Regions from separate parts of the Homo sapiens genome. Here region 1 is linked to region 2. A link is a contact called in ENCODE Hi-C or POLR2A ChIA-PET data. All regions are on one chromosome and are shown on one strand. The core of a region is the stretch at or near the end of the contact, and the rest is flanking DNA. Distances in the headings are between cores, read along the strand shown.

Region 1 (4,805 bases), core at 351-2,850, 74 kb after region 2:
TTCTTAGGCCAATAGGGTACCAGGTATATTTGGGAATCAAGAGAAATGACCACAGCCAGGGTATACTTCCACAACTAGGAAGTATGAATTGAGGAACCACTAGTTAGAACTGAGAACCCTTGCAGGGTAGATCAGAAATTGGAACATGGGAGGTCTATGTATAGGGTTTTTAGAGGGTCCCTTTGAGTTTCCTATAGTCCTAGGTGGTACAGAGCAGTGAGGTATTTCTTGAGCTCTAAGGAGCAGCAGTGAGGTATTTCTTGAGTTCTATGGGGCATATAAGTCACTGAGTGAGCTCTCATCAAATGAGGAGGATGCAACAGTTACCTGCCAGAAAAATATCTGGCAGGAATAAAACAGTGTGTATATATGATAGTGACCAAGAATCAAGCACACTTCCCATTGGATGCCTTGGAATTAAGCCAATGCACTGGAATGTAGAGGCAACCCTTAGGGGTATGTGGCCGTCAAACTAATGAAATGACAGAAATTAATTTCCATTACCTGGTTAAATGGAAGATCAAAATGAAAATTCAGGCCAATTACAATTTTTTTTTTTATTTTTTTGAGACAGAGTTTCGCTCTTGTTGCCCAGGCTGGAGTGCAATGGTGCAATCTCGACTCACCTCAACCTCCGCCTCCCAGGTTCAAGCGATTCTCCTGCTTCAGCCTCCCAGGTAGCTGGGATTACAGGCATGTGCCACCACGCCCGGCTAATTTTGTATTTTTAGTAGAGACGGGGTTTCTCCATGTTGGTCAGGCTGGTCTCGAACTCCCGACCTCAGGTGATCCGCCCACCTCGGCCTCCCAAAGTACTGGGATTACAGGCATAAACCACAGTGCCCAGCTGCCAGTTACAATTTTTTAAAAGACATTTTGAGCATATCTGAGTTTGTAGTAGAGTTTCATTCTAGCTACAAATTGCACTTCACTGCCAGGTACTCAATGCTCTTTGACCTCCAGACTTTCACCATCTCCATCACAATTAGAAAAATTTTCTCAACAGTTGTTGGGTCTTTGCATCATTCCCTCCAGATCCAAAGTCCAGGGCAGGAGCAACTGACTGGCTAAGTTCATGTCACACACTCGCACTCAAGCAGCCAATCAGAAGAGAGAGGTAGTACCTGGACTCTTTTCGTTTCCATAGAGGAGAGGAACTCAGCTAAGAACCATCAGCTACCAAACTCCCAGCTGGGGTAATAGGCACTTCATTCCTGAAAGGAAATATGGGTGCTGTCCATAGCAACTGCCAGAAACCTTTGGGTAGGAACCTGAGGCAAGTTCAGTAGTCCGCCCTTATCCGTGGGGCATGTGTTCTGAGATCCTCAATGGATGCCTGAAACCACGAATAGTATTGAACCCTATACACTATGTTGTTGTCCTATACATATATAGTTATAATAAAGTTTAATTTATAAATTAGGCATAGTAAGAGATTAACAACAATAATAACAAAACAGAACAATTATAACAATACTCCAGCATCACTTATCTTGCATTTTTTGGGCATTAAGTAAAATAAAGGTTACTTGAACACAAACACTACAATACTGTGACAGCCGATCTGATAACTGAGTTGGTTTCTAAATGACTAATGGGCTGGTAGCATGTGCAGGGTGGATACACTGGACAAAGGGATGATTCACATCGTGAGCAGGATGGCACAAGATTTCACCCCAATAACAATGTGCAATTTAAAACTTATGAATTGTTTATTTCTGGAATTTTCCATTTCATATTTTTGGGCCAAGGGTAACTGAAACCACAGACAGTGAAACTGAAAATATGGGGGAACTACTGTACTCATATGAATTTTGGCTTTTGCTCTGAGTTAGATGAAAAGTCAATGAAGGATTGCTAATAGCAGAGTATCAGGACATAAAGAATCTTTCTGGCTGTTCTTTTAAGAATAAACTGTAGAGAGCAAGGACTAAAGCCCTGAGACCAGTTGGGAGGCCATTTCCGTTTTAAAAAATGGATGATAGATGGACCACTAAAGGGTGGGTGAACAGCGGATAAGTGTTGTGTGAGCGTGTGGACTAACTTGTCTATCTCCACCTGTGCTGAAGGTTTGTCTTGTCTGAAGCTGTTGAGTATTGATAGAATGATGCAATTTTAGTCATGAGACTGTAACCAGGCCCCTTGAGATTTCAGCACCCCAGCATTTTTAGTGACTAAAATAATGAAAATGTTTTGCACTTGCTTTTTGCCCAATATTCCTTGTTTCCACAACAAAATTATTTGTTGCAAACAAACAGTTGCTGATGTGCTGTTTCCTTGTTAAACGGAGAGATAACTTCAGGGTCACGAAAAGGTTTGCAAGAAGAAATGAAAGACTTTAAGGACGTTGTGACTAGCTGCTGACTCCCAGAGGTCTAGTTGTTCCAGGTGTTACCTGAGAGGGAAGAAACACAGGCTTTTCCCCTTTGTTCCCTGAAACTTCCCCTCCCCTACTCCCCAGCCACATTAAAAGCCCACTTTGTTATTGTTGTTAAGGTGGAATTGAGAGCTCTTACCCTTCTGCCTTCTTGCTTTGGTTACATTGAATAAACATTTCTCCATCTCCAAACACCCATGCATCAATGTTGGCATCAGCTGCCCATTGGGTACACAAGCCTGAATCTGGGGTTCTATGACAATTCTGGCGACCATGGAAGAACCTTGTGCCCATGGCTGGGCAGTCCCAACCAGGATCTGCGTGCACAGGGAGTCCCCAAAGCTGCCTAGGCACCTTGCCTGGGGGACACCCCTCACTGGTTCCTTTCCTGCCAGTGGTGACCACTTTTGGTGCAATGCTCGCTTGGAGTGAAGACATGTACCTGACTTTGGTGTACTTTTGGATTTGCATTTCCTGGGTGAGTCACCACGACCTTTGTGACAATTCTCACTGGATAGTGATCTGGATAGCACCCCATTTGACCCCAGTTTCATAGCACAGGAAGGACAACGGATAGGCCCAGCCTTACCTGAGTGTGGCAACTGTCTAACAGATCCAGGGCTAGGGAATGTGGCTTTAATGACCGCCTCAACTACTGACACTGTGCCCTGTGCTCCTGAAGAATATGTTTCTTTTCTCTTTCCCTTCCCTTCCTTTCCCTTCCCTTCCCTTCCCTTCCCTTCCCTTCCCTTCCCTTCCCTTCCCTCCTTCCCTTCTTCCTTTCTTCCTTTCTTGACAGAGTTTCCCTCTCTTATCCAGGCTGGAGTGCAGTGGCACTGTCTCAGTTCACTGCAACCTCCACCTCCTGGGTTCAAGCGATTCTCATGACTCAGCCTCCTGAGTAGCTGGGATTACAGGCATTCACCACCATAGCCAGCTAATTTTTGTATTTTTAGTAGAGACATGGTTTTGCTGTGTTGGCCAGGCTGGTCTTGAACTCCTGACTTCAACTGACCCACTCATCTTGGCCTCCCAAAGTGCTGGGATTACAGATGTGAGCCACCATACCTGGCCTGCTCATGAGGGATATGTTTCGATCTGCAGTCAGGAAAACCAACCCTGGGCCTGTAGGTGCATTAGGAGGGGAGATCATGGACAACGTTTATTAGGATACTCAGTGACATCTTTCTCGGTACATAATGAAAGTGTTACCAAACACCGGACAAGTTCCCTAAAACTGTTGCCCAGGCTCTCCCAAGGAATTTTGGAAGGAGATTCTGTCTGTCAGGGACAGGGTGGTCTCTGAAGTGGATTTGCCAGGATTCCTGATGACACAGGGTACTTCTTCAGATATACGTTGCTCCCATGGTGGGGAGTGGCTGTTTATCACCACGTGCTTAGAAACATGTCCATTACTTAAGGATTAGAGCTAAAGAAAGGTGCTGCTATCACAGCACAGCAAGTCTTTGGATTCTCTAGCTAAAGTTGTTTAGATAATGGGATAGCATTAGATTACCTGCTGGCTGAACAAGGCCAACTCCTCCTGTTTGTCTTATATTAACACCTTGGCTGAAGTTGAAGTTGAAATGCAGGTAGATAAAATAAGAGAGCAAACTTCATGGTGGCAACAGATAAAAAGAAGATTAACTAGGATTAGGTGATTGGTATTCTGGATTGTTTTCTTGGATCTCACAAGGGATCCAATCTGTATTTTCTGGTATCGTTACATTTGGCTTATTTCTCTTATCGTTATTGTAAGTTATGTTTTCATTAATGTCATCATCAAATATAGATTAAGATGCTGCTCCAAGACTACAATAGGTAACAGTACCCAGATAATGGAATTGCAGTATGCAGGATATGGGCCCGGCCCCTGGAAATACTTTCAACTTCAAATGGATAGATTCTGCTCTTCAGTTTCCACACCTTTGCCCCTTTTTCAGCAGGAAGTAGCTAGAAAAGAATGACACCCCTTTTCCTACATGAATGAGGAATGGAAAAAGGCAGTGGGGATTTGTAACAGGGCCCCTTGAGATCTCAGCATCCAAGCATTTTTAGTGACTGAAATAATGAAAATTCTGATCAGGCCCTTGTTTGCTTGAACTTGCTTTTTGCCCAATATTCCTTGTTCCCACAACATAATGATAAACTGCTGATGTACTGTTTCTCTGTCAAGCAGTGGGAGTTAACTTCAGGGTCACAAAAAAAGTATCCAAGAAGAAATAAATGTCTTTAAGGATGTTGTGACAAGCTGCTGACTCCTAGAAGTCTGGTTGTTTCAGGTGTTATCTGAGAGTGAAGAAACACAGACTTTTCCCTTGGTTTCCTGAAACTCCCCCTCTCTTACTCTGCAGCCACATAACTCTCTGCTTCTTTTTCTTAAGGTAAATCGGAGAGATCTTGCCTTGACCAAATTAAATAAACCTTT
Region 2 (5,106 bases), core at 1,371-3,870:
TGGCTAATTTTTGTATTTTTAGTAGAGGCGGGGTTTCACCACGTTAACCAGGCTGGTCTCAAACTCCTGACCTCAAGTGATTTACCCACCTCAGCCAACCAAAGTGCTGACATTATAGGTGTGAGCCACCGCACCTGGCCCAGGCTATTGGTACTTACTATCCCCAACTTTTATTCTATGCTAGTAATTTGATTTGTAGCTCTGACTTGTTTCTTCCTTGAGATTTTCAATTTATTTGCAGTTTTTTTAGTGGTGTTACCTAGATCTTCAATTTATTTCTTTAACACTCATTTTTAAGGGTCTTTTAAATTTTTATTTATTTTAAAATATTTATTTATTTATTTATTTATTTTTAGAAATGAAATCTTGTTATGTTGTCCAGGGTGGTCTTCAACACCTAGCCTCAAGCAATCCTCCCACCTTGGCCTCCCAAAGCACTGGGATTACAGGTGTGAACACTGAACCACTGAACCCAGCCTAATGTCTTATTTTATTAAAGTTTTTGTTTTTTAAGCTGAAAGCCCTCCTATAAATTTTTCCTTTTATCAGATTTTCTGCTGAATTCAGTTATCTGTGTCTGTTTCTTTTCTCCAGCGTCCTTTCCTTTTTAATTTTCTTCTTTTTTTCCTTTCTTCCCTCCCTCCCTGCTTTATTTTCTTTCTTCCTTATAACTGTATGTAGTATGGTGCATAGCTACTCTGTCATTTCCCTTCATCTTCGTCAGGCTCAGTTTGGGCAACTCTGCCCTGTCCTTTCGCTTATTCTAATTGGTGTCAGTATATTCTCTTTGGTTTCCTTCTCACCATATCTGAGATCTATTGTTATTTCCATCCCTACCCCCCAAATTGCAGTCTGAAGTTTGCCTCTATACACTTCTGTGGAGCCTAAAGTCATGGGGTTGAGGGAAGAAAGGAATGCTATTGGAGATGTCTCTTGACTATGATGGGCAGCCTGGGCTCTGCTCTCTGGAGATTTTCTTAAATTCCTGGAACCACAGTTGGCTTCCTCTAGTGACGTGTTATTCCATTTTTGAGAAAGTTTCCCTGGAGCTTTGGATCAGCCAACCAATTAGAAATTTGAGCCTTGGGGAATGGCAAACCTTGGTGGGCTTTTTATCTCTGTGGAGACCCCAAGAGCTTGGGTGGGACTTGAATTTTCTGGGGATGCATCTTGACTTTTTGCATGCAGTTCTCTAACACTCCTCCCCAAAACTCATATTAAAATTTAATCCCTAATGTGGCAGTACTGAGAGGTGGGGTCTTTAAGAGGTGATTGGGTCATGAATGGATTAATCCATTCACAGATAAATGGATTAATGGATTATCATAGGAGTGGGACTGGTGACTTTATAAGAGGAAAACACATAGTTTAGCATGCTCAGCCCCCTCACCATGTGATGTCCTGAACTGCCTCAGGACTCTGCAGAGGGTCCCCACAACAAGAAGGCTTTCACCAGGTGCATCCCCTTGACCTTGGGCTTCCCAGCCTACAGAACTGTAAGAAATAAATTTGGTTTTTAATAAATTACCCAGTTTCAGGTATTCTGTTAAGACACAGGACAAGAAGGCTACTCAGTTGCAAGCAAGAGCCATTTCTTATGGAAAAGGAAGTGTGAGTCAGAGTGGAGCCAAGAACCTCTGGCAACAGGTGCACAATTCAATTTCAGAATTGCCGGGGCTCAGTGATTGCTCTGAACTTCCCCTTTTAAAACGGTAGTGAACATAGTGGTTTCCTGTGCCAATCTCGCCATTGCAGGTTGGGTGCATGTGAGGCAGAAAACATGTCTCTTTAGTTCACAGGTTTTCAGATGGAGAGAAACTCTACCCACGGAACAGAACCCAAGACGCCTCTTTGCAGCTGGACTTGATGTAGATAAGCTCCAGAAATTGGAGCTGAGTTTGATGTCAAAATAGGATGAGGTGTTTGTTTGTTTGTTTGTTTGTTTGTTTGGTTTTAAGACAAACTCACTCTGTCACCCAGGCTGGAGTGTAGTGGTGTGATCACGGCTCACTGCAGTTTTGACTTTCCAGGCTCAAGCAATCCTCCCACCTCAGCCTTTTGAGTAGCTGGGACTACTACAGGTTTGTGGCACCGTGATTGGCTAATTTTTTATTTTTTATAGAGATAGGGTCTTGCTATGTTGCCCAGGCTGGTCTCGAACTCCTGGATACAAGTGTTCCTCCCACCTCAGTCTCCCAAAGTGCTGGGATTACAGTCATGAACCACTGCATCTGGCCAAGATTTTTTTTTTTTTTTTTTTTTTTTTTTTTTTTAGTGGGAAGTAGGGCAGTGGGGGTAGGTGGGGACGGGTCTTGGAGGAAGTTATATTTTACATATAGGAAAATTTTAACTAATCTGTCTCAGTTTAAAAACATGTCTGCAATTTTTCTGGCACTTGTCCCATTGAGAATTGGGGTCAATCCCCTTTTTGAATCTGGGCTGACCTTGCCGACTCCATCATGATCAGTAGAATGCAGTGGAAGAGATACTGTGTGATTTCTGAGGCTAGGTCAAAAAAGGCTGTCCTTCCATCTTGCACTCTTGGGATGCTGGCTCTGGGTGATGCTGATGTCCATGTGAAAAGTCTGACTACCCAGAGGCCACTGCTGAAAAGAACACATGCAGTGGACACCGGCCAACAGTTCCAGCTGAGTTTAGCCTTTTAGTTTAGCCTTTCTGCCAAGGCCCTAGACATGTGATTGAAGCCATCCTGGGTCCTCCAGCCCAGCCCAGCCCAGCTGGGTACCACAGAATGACCTCAGACATGGCCACAAGGAGCAAAAGAATTCCCCAACTAAGCCCCGCCTGAATTCCAGACCTACAGAATCCACGTGCATCAGAAAAGAGTTGTTGTTTTGTGCCACTAAGTATGGATCCTGGTAGGCAACTCACTGGAACAACTGGTGAGAATTTTCAGGACTTTTGTATTATTTCCTCTTTCTCCTGCACCTCTTCTGGAACAGAGCAGTTGGGGATAGGACCATGACGAAACACATCAAGATATTCTATATTTTTCTGTTGCTACTGCTTTTTGAAGTTTATGGAATGAGGTTCTACTGTTTCCCATGGTGGTTTACTGCTGCTGATTTTTTTTTTTTTACCTGTTTTTTTTTTTTCTCCTATCCAATTCAATAGAAACCAGAGAATGAACATTCTATTGTGAAACTATCCTGCCATCTGCACTTTACTCAGTGATATGGTTTGGATTTGTGTTGCCACCCAAATCTCATGTCAAATTGTAATCCCCAATATTGGAGGTGGGGCCTGGTGGGAGCTGGTTGGATCATGGGGGTGGATTTCCCCCTTTCTGTTCTCCTGATAGTGAGATCTCATGATACTTGGTTGTTTAAAAGTGTGTGGCACCTCCCCCCTCTCTCTTTCGCCCACTCCTGCCATGTAAGACATGTCTGCTTCCCCTTTGCCTTCCACCATGATTGAAAGTTTCTTGAGGCCTCCCCAGCTATGCTACCTGTACAGCTGGCAGAACCGTGAGCCAATTAAACCTCTTCTTTATAAATTACCCAGTCTCGGGTAGTTGTTTTTTTTTTGAGACGGAGTTTTGCTGTTGTTGCCCAGGCTGGAGTGCAATGGCGCGATCTCAGCTCACCGCAACCTCCGCCTCCCGGGTTCAAGCGATTCTCCTGCCTCACCCTCCCAAGTAGCTGGGATTACAGGCATGCACCACCACCCTGGCTAGTTTTGTATTTTTTTTTTTAGTAGAGACAGGGTTTCTCCATGTTGGTCAGGCTGATCTTGAACTCCCGACCTCAGGTGATCCGCCCGCCCCGGTCTCCCAAAGTGCTGGGATTACAGGCATGAGCCACTGCACCCGGCCATTTTTTGTTTGTTTGTTTTGTTTTTTTGTGTTTTTTTTTGAGACACAGTTTCACTCTTGTTGCTCAGGCTGAAGTGTAATGGCGCGATCTCAGCTCACTGCAACCTCTAACTCCCGGGCTCAAGTGATTCTCTTGCTTCAGCCTCCAGAGTAGCTGGGATTACAGGCATGTGCCACCACACCCAGCTAATTTTGTATTTTTAGTAGATGTGGGGTTTTTCCATGTTGGTCAGGCTGGTCTCGAACACCCGACCTCAGGTGATCTGCCCTCCTCGGCCTCCCAAAGCGCTGAGATTACAGGCGTGAGCCACCACTCCTGGTGTCAGGTAGTTCTTTATAGCAGTGGGAGAATGGACTAATACACCCAGAAGTCTATGTTTTAAATGAAAACTTAATTTTAAATAGTACAAAAATATTTGTAAGGTTTTTTATTTTCTTAATCATAAAAAGAACATAAGAGATTAAATAGGTGATATTAAAGAAAGAAAAAGAACGCCCATGTTCTTACAACACTAATACAATACCTGTGAACATTTTGTTTCTCTTTCCCCTACATAGCATTATTTTTTGTCTGTTGATTGAATTCCCTCCCCTCCCAAAGTTTTTTTTTTTTTTTTTGTATTAAGCCAAACCACAAATAAGTATCATTTATGTTAGATGCCGTGCTAGGTGCTGCTGATACAACTGAGAATATGTCAGATACAGCCCCAGCCCTTTTTGATTTAGAGTCTAGCTGGTGAGGTCATTTACCAAATAATGATGCATAATCATTCCATAAATACAAATGATGGTGTTATGAAGATAAAAAGAGGGTGCTCAGAAAGAACTAAGGGGGTACAATTTATTTTATTTTAGAAATTCTTTTAGATTCAGAAAGTACGTGTGCAGGTTTGTTGCACGGGTGTATTGCATGATGCTGAGGTTTGGGCTTCCAACGATCCCGTCGCCCAAGCAGTGAATATAGTACCCAACAGGTAGTTTTTCAACTTTTGCTCTCCTCCATCCCCCCTTCTGGAATCCTTAGTGTTTATTGCTCACATCTTTGTGTCCTTGTGGGGATGCAATTTAGATTGAGGCTCAGGGACAGCTTCTGTGAGAAAGTGACCTTTAGGCTGAGCAGAAGGAGGTGGCAGGAATGTGGAGGGAAGACAATCCAGGTGACGGGAACAGCTCCGAGGTGGGGAAGAGCTCCCAGTGATGGAAGAGGCAGCTTTGTGGCCAGAGCTGGTCAGCATGGGAGAGAGTGACACAAGGGCCTGAAAGAGGACCCG

What was found. A loop is a pair of places that touch in the nucleus more often than their neighbours do. ChIA-PET counts read pairs that join two places held with the same protein, here RNA polymerase II (POLR2A). Pooled maps may share reads with other maps.
Region 1: a loop to region 2 is called in a pooled map, with 2.4 times the contacts of the local background. The contact joins two enhancer-like sites. A Hi-C loop is called at or near these places in 1 of 50 pooled maps. POLR2A ChIA-PET finds 5 or more read pairs at or near these places in 4 of 52 experiments (H1, MCF 10A, Panc1 and 1 more).

Annotation. Positions count from the first base shown.
Region 1 is chr20:45,505,536-45,510,340 of GRCh38, forward strand. All of the region lies in intron 1 of LOC107987282 (a long non-coding RNA gene), which reads left to right. Among named protein-coding and RNA genes, the nearest start is that of SPINT3, 7.7 kb to the right of the region's middle. Within about 2 kb of position 1,601, at least 2 of the 41 ENCODE cell types and tissues checked have a DNase peak (open chromatin) inside an H3K27ac peak, as active enhancers do.
Region 2 is chr20:45,430,816-45,435,921 of GRCh38, forward strand. All of the region lies in intron 2 of LOC105372631 (a long non-coding RNA gene), which reads left to right. Among named protein-coding and RNA genes, the nearest start is that of MIR6812, 7.9 kb to the left of the region's middle. Within about 2 kb of position 2,621, at least 13 of the 41 ENCODE cell types and tissues checked have a DNase peak (open chromatin) inside an H3K27ac peak, as active enhancers do.